2 separate regions of the Mus musculus genome follow, and region 1 is linked to region 2. Evidence: chromatin contacts called from ENCODE Hi-C or POLR2A ChIA-PET data. All regions are on one chromosome and are shown on one strand. Each heading gives the region's core, a stretch centred on a gene start or an enhancer-like site at or near the end of the contact. The rest is flanking DNA. Distances are from core to core; before and after follow the strand shown.

Region 1 (6,794 bases), core at 3,564-6,063, 570 kb after region 2:
ACTCTTGGGAGTGGGGTTTGGTTTGTTTGTTGTTTGTTTGTTTGTTGTTTGTTTCCTATTCCTTTCATAGAGAGACTTCGGCTCCTTTCCAGCACCCAGACAATGACACTCCCATCCCACAACCTGATCTCTAAAGGTAGAAGAACAATTCACAAGGATTCCAGACATGCTCCGGGCATGTTGGGATATACAGAGGGCAACCTCTCTAACTCAGTTCTCTAGCAGGAGAAGAGACAAGCAAGGTTGAAAGTCCACCATGCGTGTGACATAGAGCTGTGAACTCTGTTTTTGAAAAGACATACTCCTATGAGCTCAGGTCTTGATCTAAGCTAGATTGTCCTAGGGACTTTAAAAACAAACAAACAGAAAAACAAAGAACAATGGCTGCCTCCCAGCCGCCGGGCCCCCTACAACCAACCCTAAGAGGAAGTTAGGACCAAACACCAATTTCAGTAGAGTCTACATTTCTGACTCTACAAACGGACAGCTGTTTGGTTGTCTAAATCTTTCCAGGTCATTCCAAATTTCCTACTTTTTATTTGTCTTTTTAATGGAATATTTGATTCCCCATGTATCATCCATTTTGAGAACTGCTAAGTGAACTGCTTGTGTAGAAGATCAGAGTCAATGATGAATTTTGTTGCCACCAAAGAGCCTCCTGTCAGAAGCCAGATCAGGAGTGTGCAGGGGTGCAGAGGTGTAGTGGGCAGAATCCTGGACACATGATCTGAGCACCTGCTAAAGTCTCAGCCTATCTCATATCTACTTCCTAGACTATAAATACAGGAACCAATCAAAGTAGGCATATTAACAGCCAAGTTTTGCAAGCCTCCATCTATCCATCTGAAAAGCAGGAAGGTATAGTCCATAGATCTATGGTGCTTAATATTGTCAACTGGGCAGGATAGAAAATCATCTACAGCATGTTAGCCTCTGAGCAGGTGTGTGAGAGAATCTCTAGACTAGGTTAACTAAGGTGAGAAGATCCAACTTAACTGGAGGTGTCATCATGCCATGAGCTAGCATCCTGGACTAAATAAAGTGAGAAAACAGGCCCAACACAAGCATCCCGCTCTGTTCTGCTTGCAGGTGCAATGTGACCGCTGCTTCAAGCCCCTGCCAGTATCACTTAACTTTCTCACCGTGATGGAATGCACCCTCAAACTGTGAGCCAAAATCAACCTTTCTTTCCTTAACTTGCTTTGGTCAGATATTCTGTCACAGCACTGAGATGCACAACTAATACAGGACTCTAGAATCCAAAGCTCCCTTTCATAATAATCTCCTTATTCAAAATGCTATTCTGTGTGTTCTGACTCCACAGAACAGAATTCATGGACAAAGGCGGACTGCAATTCTTTGATGAAAACTTCCATCGCAGCATCACAAGCAACCCCCCACCATCTGGGAATTCTAACGAAAACTCACTGGACTCTGCAGCTGGTCATCCTTGAGTATCTTTACATTCTGAATTCTCTGGTCGGACTGAGCCTGGATTCGTCAATACTCACCCTCGCTACTGCCTTGTATTTCTGCAATTGTGATGCCGCCTTCTTTCCAGGGATGCCCTTCCTACCCAGTTCAGGGCTCTACCTCCCTATTCTGCGCCATTTCCCTCTATCATCTCCATGATTTCTCCCTCATTCTCCTGTGCCAGCTCCACTTAAAAGAACAAAGGCTCTTTTCAGAACCCCACAATGCAATCTGTTGCACTCTACCTGTTCTTACATAATCACCTTCTCATTGTCTGTCACTTCAGATCCCTTGGTTTCAGGTGCTCCAGGGTCCCCTTTGCCCTTATCTGCTCTGGTTCTGCCGTAGTCCATGTCACAGGAGCACAACTGGCCAGTCCTCACTTTCTGCCCATGCTCTAAATCTTTTGTCCTTTGCTACTTTACACATACTGCCGCTACTGAGATATTACACCCAATGGAATATGCACAGTGTTCAGCAAGTGGAACACTGTATATACACACACACACAGAGAGAGAGAGAGAGAGAGAGAGAGAGAGAGAGAGAGAGAGAGAGAGACAGACAGACAGACAGACAGACAGACAGACAGACACAGACACAGACACAGACACAGACACAATTTCAGAGCTCTCAGAGGGTGTCCAACTCAGTAAACACTCGCTGACATTTGCTCTCTTGCTCCTTGAACTCTTTCTCCTAGTCAACCCTCTACTGAGTTTCTTCCCACTCATTAAGAAACCAACATGGTGGGAGGATTTTGTTGGTTAGTTTGTTGTTTGTGAGTTTTTTGGATTTTGTTGTTGTTGTTTGTTTTCTCTTGTTATTGTTCTTTATGCCTGGCTTTTCTAAGACACTCAAGCCCCCTTTTTATCAGAATTGTTTCTATGTGCTTCTTGCTTCTGACTAGGCTACCTTATTATTATGCATAGATTCTCTATCTCTATACATCAGTGTTTCAGATGAACACCTGCCCTAGTGTGGGTGCCTAATAAGTGCCAGGGGAAGAATGGAGGACAAAGAATGCGTCAATAAGAGCTTGGTGGCTCTAAAGTGAAACACACAGGGCAGGTGAATGGGAGGGAGCTTGTTCTCTGTTGTCACTGCTGTTCTTCAAAAAAAATGACTACATTCCACTCAAGGGCTGGTGGACACAGTTCAGCCACAGGTAGTTTCTTCTTTGTCTGTGTAAAGTACTGTACACAATGATTCAGGATACAGAACAAAATGAGGCCAGCTTCATGAACTGGGGAAGATGGCAGCTGGGCACTGGGGAGCAGATAATAAGGCAAATAAATGGAGTGACTTCCTTGGATGTAAAGAAGCTGATGGCCCCAAGGGTAATATGTAGAGAGGAGAAATGGGACCAAAGACCAGGCTGTGATTTGAACCCTTGTTATAAGAGTAGGATTTAGGAACCAGATGATGTCAACAAGTCTGCAAGGAGGAAATTCATATGAAAGACCAGAAAGTGCCTTTAACCATCACCCCCTACCACCTCTAACAGCTATTTCTTGTATCATGATTCATTATGTCTAGTATCCTGGTATCCATATATCCCTGGAAACCTATGCTTATGTCCAGATCAGCAAAGGCATGACCACAGTAGTGGGCATCTATCAATCTGCATAAAGTCAGTTTTTAACAAGGGAACACATGAAAGGGCCTGGAGCCAATACTGACTCAGTCAGGCAAGCAAGACATTAAGTTCCCTCTCAGACTTGCAATTTGAAGGTGGGACTGTGTACTGTGGACAGGATCTCTTGAACTCTAGGGCCTCAAGAGAATAATTCTATACCATCAGTTAGTGAGAACTTGATCAATTAATTTTAAATAAAAAGATAAGACCAAAGTCACAACTTGACAAGGCAGTTCCTTCTAGTCATCCCAACACTTATGGAACACCCCTACAATGGGCACAGCCTTTTATAGGGCAGCAGGTGTAGCCTGGGGCTTGTTGGAAAGTGTTATCCTGACAGAGGAAAACAAAACCAGGGATGAGAGATGAGTAAGTGCACCTGTCGGAATAGAATGGTAATTGCTCAGGATGCATGTGAGGAAGCTCTGAGTGCTGTGGACAAAACCCTCAGTGTAGTCATGAGGAACTATTTATCCTCAATGTCCCTGGGAGAAGGTGGGGCTGATCTTTGGAGCCTACTGGCTTGTATCGCCTTCCAGCTAAAGCTATTAAAGGTGCCTGCTCACACTCAGTGAGTAGAGCAGGCGTTACACAACCTCTGCCCTGCTGTGTGACCCCACAAATGAGGGCAGCTCTCCTTTTTCAAAATGCTATTTTTAAAACAACCAAATTCCCCCACCCCCACCCCCCAGCCCAGAAGAAGGAACTGCTTTGCCTTGCCAGTCTTTGGCACCATCGTGCCTTGCAGTAGATGTCTTCTGCTGTCACAGTGTCCTGATTAACATTAACCACGCAGTGCAAGTGAGTCACTCAGAAAGGATGGAAAGAGCAGATGAAAGATGGTAATTAACCCCTGACACACACACCAACTACTTCAATGTTTGTCCTGAAAGATCCAGAAGAATCAGGACTGGAACACAGGAATCTCAAGTGTGGAATATGTAATAAACGAGAGCAGGAGCAAAAGCTATTACCGGCTCTGTGTTTATCTTCAGTTTGGTGAATTTCAGAAGAGCGTGCCTTTGGCTGGTAGTCCTGGAAGATGTGACTGTTCCCTGCCTGTTGGAGGGCCATGACCTGAACTCTCAAAAATCACAGCTGACCTTGTCCAGCCCTGCCTAAACAACTGCACTGGCGCCATCTCCCCTTCACAGACCTACCCCACAGTCCCAGGTGTATGGACTGAAAGCCATTTTGGGTGGAGAATATATAACCATGAGAGAAAGTTAAAGCACAGAAACACAAAACTCAGGGCTGATCAAGAAGTAATTAAGTATTATTTATAGATCATCTTTCCCTTGCCAGACAATGCAATGGCTTCTTCTTGCTGAATGTTTTCTCCAAGGCTCAGATTCACACATCTCCTTGGAGTCTACCTCCCTGGCCCTGAGACACCTCCCCCCAACTTCCTAGCGAGCACCATGCCCTAGATTTCCTTGTTGACAGAACAGACCTGGAAGAAGCATCTCAGATGGTTTGGGGAGTATTTATAGGATAATTATAAAGTCCCCTCTAAAATCTATGACCATTAACCTGGGTTCCAAATTGAAACTATTTATCATCTGTGCTTTAGTTTCCCCGTCCCCTACCTTAGGAAAGGGAAGCAAGGCTTGGCCAGGAAGGAATGTATAGCTTTGCAGAGTCTGTGCACTCAGCAGGAATCAGGTTGTTATGGCCTGTCAGGCAAAGAAGTAGGCTGATTGCCAGGAGCCTAAAAACCGCAGCCTCTGGGCCTGAACATGGCATACCCAATAGCCACTGGCAGACAGAGAGAGAGAATGCGGTTAGGAATTCCTACCAACAAGTTGCCTGACCTGAGATAAACTGTATCTGTTTTCTGAACACCAGAAAATGTTCAGTTTAACAGGAATTCACCACACTTAGAATCCAGGTCTCCTTTTTCTTTCCCAGAGTCCTGGAGGCTGTATGTGTTTAGAGGTTGTCATGACCTTCCCTGTCTCTGATGAGTCCATTGGAAGACAGTCTTATCCTATCCTATTCTGTCTTACTCTACCCTACCCTAGCCTACCTAAACCTACCATACCCTATCCCACACTACCCTACCCTACCCTATCTCACCCTACCCTACCCTACCTTGCCTTACCCTACCGTACTCTAGCCTAGATTGGTATGGATGAGGTTTAACTTTAAAGCCCTTAGTTCCAGCCTGGTCTTTATTTACATCTGAGTGAAGGCTTTCTCTCCAGTGGCTCTAACACAGTACCATATCTAACTTTGTCTAGCCTAGGTTATTGTGAAAAAAAAATCCATCTGCAGTATGTAGAAAAATGCATCATTCAAGCAGTAAGACATTTGTATTCCCTTTTTAATAGCACGCTTACAGAAGAAGCTTCGTGCAGTGGTCCTCCTACTGCCTTCCTGCCATTCAAGAACAGTGTTTGTTCCCTCTGGAGGATGCAAGATTAAGGCAGCATTAGCAAATTCCTATCATGCCCTAACCTATCCTATCCTACCCTACACTACTGGAAGAAGAAAGCCTTACCAGACAAGCAAACCTGTTGGTTACCAGACAACCAAACTGCTAGCCTCTGATCTACAGAGACTTTTCAGCCTCCAGAACTACAAGAGATAAAATTGTATTCTGATTCTTATTATTTTCATCTAAATTACTGAAGAGCTCTTCTTTAACATCACATTGAATTTGGAGAAGATAAGCTAACAGAAAAATAAAAGAACCTCAAAGAATGCACAAGAATCAGAGACCCATTTGTCTACATATTCAGGAGTCCTGTAAGAGTACTAAACTGAAGGCTATGGCATATTCGCAGAGGACCTGGTGCAGACCTGCGCAGGCTCTGTGCTTGCTACTTCAGTCTCTGAGGGTCCATAGGAGATTTGATCAGTTGTGTTAAAGGGTGTTGTCCTCCTGATGTCCTCTGTTCCTTCTATCCTCATCATCTTCTGCAAACCCTTTTGCAGGGTTACCTGAGCTCCATCAAGGATTGATGGAGACAACTCGTTTAGAGCTGCATGTTCAAACTGTCTGTCTGTTTGCCTGTCTGTCTTTATGTATTATCTTGCTGGGGTCTCTGCTGCAGGAGGAAGCCCCTCTGATGGTGGCTGAATAAGACACCTGAGTAAGACACTGAGTCTAGCAGAATATCATTAGGAGTCACAAAATTCTATTCTTTATATATTACCCAGCCATATTTTGTTACAGTGTTACCAGATCGACTAAGGTGGCCCCATACATGCACTTTGTCACAAAGTGATTGATGATAAAGCAAAATCCTTGCCTCCATCTCAGTTTGTTTGAGAACAATATCTGGCTGCCTTCTTAAGTTATAGAAAAGATAAATATTAAGATACATTTATCCTCAAACAACTCACCAAGAACTATTATCATAATTTTTTGACCTTAGTCATTGATAATGTCATGATATTCTTCTTACCTACTCTCTCTCTCTCTCTCTCTCTCTCTCTCTCTCTCTCTCTCTCTCTCCTCTCTCTCTCTCCCTTACTACCTCCCTCCCTCCCCACCTCAACCATAAGAAAATCAGTCAACTTGATGTTGCTTGACCACAGCTAGATAAACAGATAGGATGCATAGGGCCCACACAGCACAAGTCACCGGACAGGCTCAGCAGCTCCTGTTTTCCAATGGCATTTGCCCTGACAGTCTCACCCCCACCCACTGGGCCCCTGACTTGCTTAAGAACCAGTA
Region 2 (6,956 bases), core at 4,198-6,697:
CAAAATTCCTACAGGGAAATTCCTTCAGTCATGAGAGAAATAGAACCAGCATTTTTACAACCTGACTCCCGCCGCGGTCACGTGGGCTCTTTCCCTGCTATCTCAGTGGGGAGTGGACCTGGCTTTGATGTTTTGTTAGGGGAAAATGTTCTTCTATAGTGAGATTAGAAGGTGATCGTCCAAAGTGATCTAAGGTGCGTTCAGTCTTCAAAACCACTTAAAAAAATGAAACAGAAATGCACATCCTTGTGTAACTTCCAAAGAATGCATCCAGGAACTCTTTCTTCAACGTGAGTCGTGTCCCTGCACACATGGTGTCGTGGAACTGAATGTGAGGCCTGTGGGAAACGTGGCGATAGTAAAAGGTTTTCAAAAGTGCAACGATTAAAAAGTAACTCACAGTCAAACGTGTAACAAATCCAACGTGCGTCTGGTGGTACTCATCACGCATTGCATCACGGGACTTTACCACAGCTCTTCTGAATCTACAGCACGCCAACTTCATACTGAACATACCGTATTGGCACACACACCAGTGCACACTGCATGAAACACATCGGCTCAGATCTGAGACTTTTGTGCATTACGCATTAAGTTGACTTTACTGTACACACAGTTTTCTTCTCTTACAGAAGCATAATGGTTTAATTGTGGAGAACAAAGACTTTTAATATTTTCCTATCATGTTTCCTCCTCATCAAATGAAGTGTATATCTGGGTTGTGTTGTGTTAGAATGTTTTATTTTAAAGATGACTGAGTTTTTTGGCTTGCATTGCCTTTAAAAAACTGTTAAGTGACTTTGGGTTGGGATTAGGACAGAATTTCCAACAGTTTCTGAAATGGCTGTAAACATACTTTTTATCATGAATTTCTATGGCGTGGTGTTCTCAGCATTTACAATTGTAAAGTAAAAATATTGATCAATTCTAAAAAATATTGCAGTTGCTCAGTGTCCTTCAGTGTCAAGTGGTAAGATTTAATTCATTATGTAAAAAAAGCAAACATCTCTCTCATTTCTATGTAGAGTTTCTTTTGTCTTTTTAAAAAAATATTTTATTTTATGTACATTGGTGACTTGGCTGCATGCATGTCTGTGAGAGGGTGTCAGATGCCCTGGGACAGGAGTTATATACAGACAGTTGTGAGCTGCCGTGTGGGTGCTGAGAATTGAACCTGGGACCTCTGGAAGAGCAGCCAGTACTCTTAACCACTGAGCCATCTCTCCAGCTCCTTCTTTTGTCTTTTACTATATTTTATTGTGTGTGTTTTATTCACAGAATACATGTGGGAGTCAGAAGACCACTTGTGGGAATTGGTCGTCTTTGCTATGTGGGTACAAGGGATGGAATTAGGCCACCAGTCTTGGCAGCAAACACCTTGACCTGCTGAGCAATTCCATCAGACCGCTTTGTCTTTCATAAATAATAAATAATAAATCATATAGATATCAAATAATTGTTTTAAAATAATTTTCTCATGGTTTGTTATCAGATTTTTTATTTGTAGACTTATTTTATATACCTATATACTCAGGTGAAAAGAGGCCACAAGTACAAAAAGTTTAAAAAACTCTTCTGTGCATTGAGATGGGAAGTGGACACAAGCCCATATTCTTAACCCAGAAGTTATCTCCAGTTGATAATCACTCATAAGGAAAAATTAGTTTTCTCTAGTGGGATTGCATTGAGTATACACACCTTGCTTAAGGACAGGCCCCATGCTCAGCAGTAGATGGCCAACAGAAAATAAACTCAGTGGTAATTTTGGAGTTTATTGTCTCATACAGCTTTGTCTAGGCTATTTTTCTTTAACCTTACAGGTCTTTTGCATATATATAATTGTTTCCAAATTTGTATTTTCTGTGGGATTTCTGTGTGTGCAAATATGTATGTATCTGCATCTATATGTGTTTCTTGTGCCTTTTCTTTGGTTGTTTCCCCCCCCCCCCATTAAAAAAGTTTGTCTTATTCTCGTTTGTTTTTATTGCTTATTATGATGATGATGATGATGATGATGATGATGATGATGACTGTTTTCAATTGAGAGAAAGAAAAGTATGGATTTGGGTGGGCAGAGAGGTGGGGAGGATCTGGGAGAAGTTGGGTGGGGGGGGTGGGAAAGAAACTGCTATAGGTCATGTTAGTTTGAGAAACAATGGTCTACTTGCTTGGTGACTAATCTGATTATTCAAGATGAGCAGCATGTACATATCCAGTGATTTCTTTTTTGTTTCACAGCCATCAATATCTCTGTCTTTAACAACACAGTGAAGGAAAGACCCAAAGTTAGGCTCACAGTTTCTCAGATCCCTGACTTCCCAGAGCTTTGGGAAGCCTATCTACAGATCTTTGGCTCCAAGTCCTGGCCTACTGATGGGACTGTGAACATATTCAACTTAATTAGGCAGAGAATAGCCTTTGAGCCATCTTGGACCTGTTTCTCTGGGAGCTCCTTTTAGGCTATTCACTGCCAAGATGAGACGCGGACTCTTCATCTAATTGTGAGAGACATTGTGGATAAAACCATAAACTGAACACAGGTGTCTAACATGATTAGCCTGAGTTGTATGTCTCTGCTATCTATCTATCTATCTATCTATCTATCTATCTATCTATCTATCTATCCATCCATCTATTATCTGTCTATTTGTGTGTGTATCACATACAGATGAGACATCATGGGGCCCAAAAAGTGGTCTACCAGTTTGTTGGTGAATATGTATTCTCCACAATATAAACATAATTCACTAGAAACTTATACTCCTGTAGACTTGGAACAGTTAAATAAAACAATTGACCACCAAACATACATCATCCAACTAACTATAGAGTCCATCCGTCCATCCATCCATCCAAGGATAGAAAGGCTGAGAGGAGACGGGAAGGAGGGCTTTTCCCTGAGTCTTAAACTTTGAATATCACTGTCCTCTATTTTTGGTTAAAACATCTCAACTTTAAGAAAGTTGAAACTGGTGACAAAAATACATTATTGATTATGAATTTAAAATACATAATTTCTGTTGTTAGAGTGAACTCTACTTACTTATATTAAAAATATAAGGGCCAGGGAGATGGCTAACTTGGTAAAGCACTTGTTTTGTAAGTATAGGGATCTAAAAAGTTGGGTCTTGTGGCACATGTCTGTAATCCCAGTGATGGCAAAATGGAGAGTGTGTGCAGGCAGATCCCTGGAAGTTCATTCATGATTATTTAGTCTAGTCTACTTGGTGAAGTTCCAAACTAATGAGAGACCCTAGCTTAAAAGATGGAAGACCCTGAAGAATAATATATAAAATTATTTTCCAACTTCCATATGCATATGCACACATGTGTATAACTGTAGACACAAGTGCATCCTCTCATATAGGAATATTATGAACACACACACTCTTCAACTTCAAGACATGCTTGGGTTCACCAGAGTGAATTCAAGTTCAGCCTGGGCAATTTAATGAGATCTCATCTCATCCGATGGTGGAATGATTTCCCATTGTATTGGAAATACCACATTTTGTTTAGTCACTAAGCAGCTGGAGGAAATGGAGATTATTTTTCTTTTTTCTTTTTGGCTTTCAATTACTGTGCTGCTATGGGGTAGAAGAAATGGCTCAGCAGTTCAGAGCACTTTCTTTTCTTGCAGAAGACCTGGGTTCAATTCAGCACTCACATGGTGACTTACAATCATCTCCAGTTCCAGGAGACTGGTGCTCTCCTCTGACGTCCACTGGTAACAGGACTGCACATGGTACATATACATACACGCTGGAAAAACACTCATACACAGAAAGATAAACAAACAAATGAAAAAAAAAACCCAGGAGAAACTCATGCTGCTACAAACATTTATATACAAAGTCCTGTGTGGATGTGCATTTTTATTTCTCTTGAGTAACATTCCTATTGCTGGTTCATATGGTAACTAATTCTATGTTTAACTTTCTGAGTACTGACTGGTTTGTTGCCAGCAGCAGCACCTCTGGGTATATCCTGAAGCAATATATAACCAAGACTCCAATTTTCCATGTTTGCCAACACATTATCTTACTTTTTATAATCATCCTCCTATTGGGTGTGGCACAGTATCTTACTGTGGTTCTGATTTGTACTTGTGGGCTAAGAATCTTTTTAATGTATTTATTGGCCATTCTTTGGAAAGAAGTCTGCTTAGATCCATTATCTTTTTAAAAATGGGTTACTTGTCTCTTTGCTTTTGAGTCATACCTGGTTTTTTTTTTCTTCCTTTTGATTAGGTCTCTTCATCTTTGAGCTGATTTTTGTTTGTCATAAAAAAAACTTCCTGAGGACACATCAACCCTTTTGAGTAACTCAAAAGTCTACTCCTTAGGGTCTCACATTTTGTTTGTGATTCCTACTGCCTTTGCCATATGAGGTAGCATGAGTTCAGAAGCTGTGTCCTATGTCTCTTACCAGGGTCTCGGATAGAAGCAGCCTATGGGTCCCACCAGCACTCACAGGGAAGGGATTATTCATGGGCTTGAGTCATCAGGGGTTATCTTAGAGAGTTCTTTCTTTCACAGTGCTCTCAATAGGGCAACTCTATTCTCATTCTCAGGTTGGCCATCAGTAAAATAATAGGGCTGACCTGGAAGAGAAATGGTCTCAATTGCAAAATGGACAACGGCAAAGCAGAAGTAGAGACAGAGATGAGGAAAGAACGTGGGTAAGAAAGCGACATTGAGTTGTTCTTCATGATTCTCTAGTTCTGTAGTTCCATAAAAGCCCCAGGAGGCCACCAGCAGACAAACTAAAGGATGCAGATTCTTCCTGAGTTCGCATTGGCCCCAGGCACTTTGCTTTACTTTGTGTTGCCGGGGACACATAAATGAGGGTGGTACCTGACAGCAGGACACAACAGTTGTCGATGAAAGAATGGACACAAAGCAGCATCTACCAAGAGAGATGCAAATACCTTGCCTATTGGCCATCAGAACCATTTGTGAGCTTCTCATGACACTTTGAATGGTGTTCTACTTCTCTGGTCACTTAGGCCCCTCACCTGATCTTCTGACTGTCCTAGAGAATACGGCTAACTTCAGGGAAGAAGGTACAGATCGTCTCCATAGGCTGTGCGTTTACATTGGCTGACATCTGGTCAACCTCACAGTAATAATAAAGCCACTCAGAGCAGCGGTGCAGAAGAGAGGCTTGACGGGTTTCATGAAAAATTAGGTTTTCCACTTCTGACTTCCAGGGGTTATTCACAGTGTGAGGGAAGTGAGGCAAGTGGGGAAAGACATTCAGGAAAATTGATGAGGAGTGTTTGGGCCAGAGCCTTTTGGAATCAGTTCTTGTCCTGAGGCTGGCCCAGACCGGTCCAGTTTACCCTGATGCCTTTGAAGTGTGTTACCTGGATGAGGAGCTAAGCCAGCTTGGCAGGGCGGGGAGGGAGGCTGTGTGGTCTGGCAGAAAGCAGAGCACAGGGGCAGAGGGACTGAGCTCCAATCTGCAGCTGACTCACGGCACCTCTGGCCAGGCACTGCACGATTGGATCCAGCTGGAAAATGGGGAAGAGACCCAAGTCAGGCTCTCACCGTCCAGATGTCCTTCATGAGAACAAACAGCGTGGCTCTCGGTTCTTTCTCTGGTCTCTTTTCTCCATGTGTGTGTATCTAGGCCTCTGTGAGAGTGTGTGTGCATATTCTGTTTTGTTTTTTGTTTTTTGTATTTTTCTCTCTTTGTGACTTCTCTTCAGGGCCCGAGTTTGATCTCTTGCTGTCTCTCTGTCTTTGAAAATGACTGTCCTGAGCCCACAGTGGCCCTGCTGTCAGCTTTGTCGTGCTTGTCTTTAACTTTCCTAAAGTTCAAGTGAAACTTGGGTTTCCATGTCTTCTGTGTAAAGTGTCTGGACCAGCCTTTGCCCCTCTTCCTTTGAAATGGAAATGTTGCAGTGATGAGAGACTAGGAGACACTCTTCAACCTGGCTCTGGAAAGTCTCTGAACTAATAAGGGTTCTTGTTCTTCATGTTGCTTGAACAACTGCAGACTTGCTCTTTCTTTCTTTCTTTCTTTCTTTCTTTCTTTCTTTCTTTCTTTCTTTCTTTCTTTCTTTCTTTCTTTCTTTCTTTCTTCCTTCCTTCCTTCCTTCCTTCCCTCCCTCCCTCCCTCCCTCCCTCCCTCCCTTCTCTCTCATTCTCTCTCTCTCTCTCTCTCTCTCTCTCTCTCTCTCTCTCTCTCTCTCTCTAACAGGTGCTTCTGGTATTGGAACAAAGGGGACAAAATCCAGTCCTTTAAAGTGAGCGCTTTACTATGGCATTGGATTTTCTGTACCACTCTGTATCTCCACCTACTGTTCTCAGGTTCATGAGATTTCTTCTCTTGCACTTTTCCATTTTCTGACATTCTTTTCCCTTTCCATCTCTCCTGCATTAGAGTGGTTTGCAAAGTAGACTGCCCTTTAAGGCCATATTTCACTAGACTCTGTCTGCAGAGGAAAAGCCTTGTTCAGCAGCTGACTTTGATGCTGGGCCAGAGTACCTCTACAAACTGAGCGACCTTCATGCTATTTGGGACTTCAGGCTTTTTTTTTTTTTTGTCTTAACCTGTAAGACAGGAATAATTTAGCTTACAGTGCAGACTTGGAGGGCCTACAAAGCAGGACAGTGCATGTCAGATTCTTAGCATACAGCACAGTAAGTGGATTGGGGGTTCTGACCGAAAGTTCTAGTTCTTCATGGGTGGTAACCTTGCTTTTCCTCTCGGTGTATTCTCTGAACTAGTTGTGTTTCTGTTATTTGTCATCCAAAGAGATTTTATTCAAACATCTTCCTAGATTTCCTGAGTTGGAGTGGTGTCTGCATATCACAGAGTCTTCTTTCCCCCATTGATGGCTGTTGGAATTTTTGTCTTCATCAAGTGGTCGTTCTTACCACACACAAAGCATTTGTTTCCATGTCAGTTTTCATGTTAGACATACTCACTTATAGGAATGTCCCAGG

The links. A loop is a pair of places that touch in the nucleus more often than their neighbours do. ChIA-PET counts read pairs that join two places held with the same protein, here RNA polymerase II (POLR2A).
Region 1: a map of gastrocnemius shows a loop between it and region 2 (2.2-fold over the local background). The contact joins two enhancer-like sites. A Hi-C loop is called at or near these places in 1 of 37 maps with a recorded cell type or tissue (gastrocnemius). POLR2A ChIA-PET finds 5 or more read pairs at or near these places in 1 of 5 experiments (Patski).

Annotation. Positions count from the first base shown.
Region 1 is chr1:73,452,937-73,459,730 of GRCm38, forward strand. No RefSeq gene overlaps it. Among named protein-coding and RNA genes, the nearest start is that of Pinc, 49 kb to the left of the region's middle. Within about 2 kb of position 4,814, at least 1 of the 3 ENCODE cell types and tissues checked has a DNase peak (open chromatin) inside an H3K27ac peak, as active enhancers do.
Region 2 is chr1:72,880,489-72,887,444 of GRCm38, forward strand. No RefSeq gene overlaps it. Among named protein-coding and RNA genes, the nearest start is that of Igfbp5, 9.1 kb to the left of the region's middle. Within about 2 kb of position 5,448, at least 1 of the 3 ENCODE cell types and tissues checked has a DNase peak (open chromatin) inside an H3K27ac peak, as active enhancers do.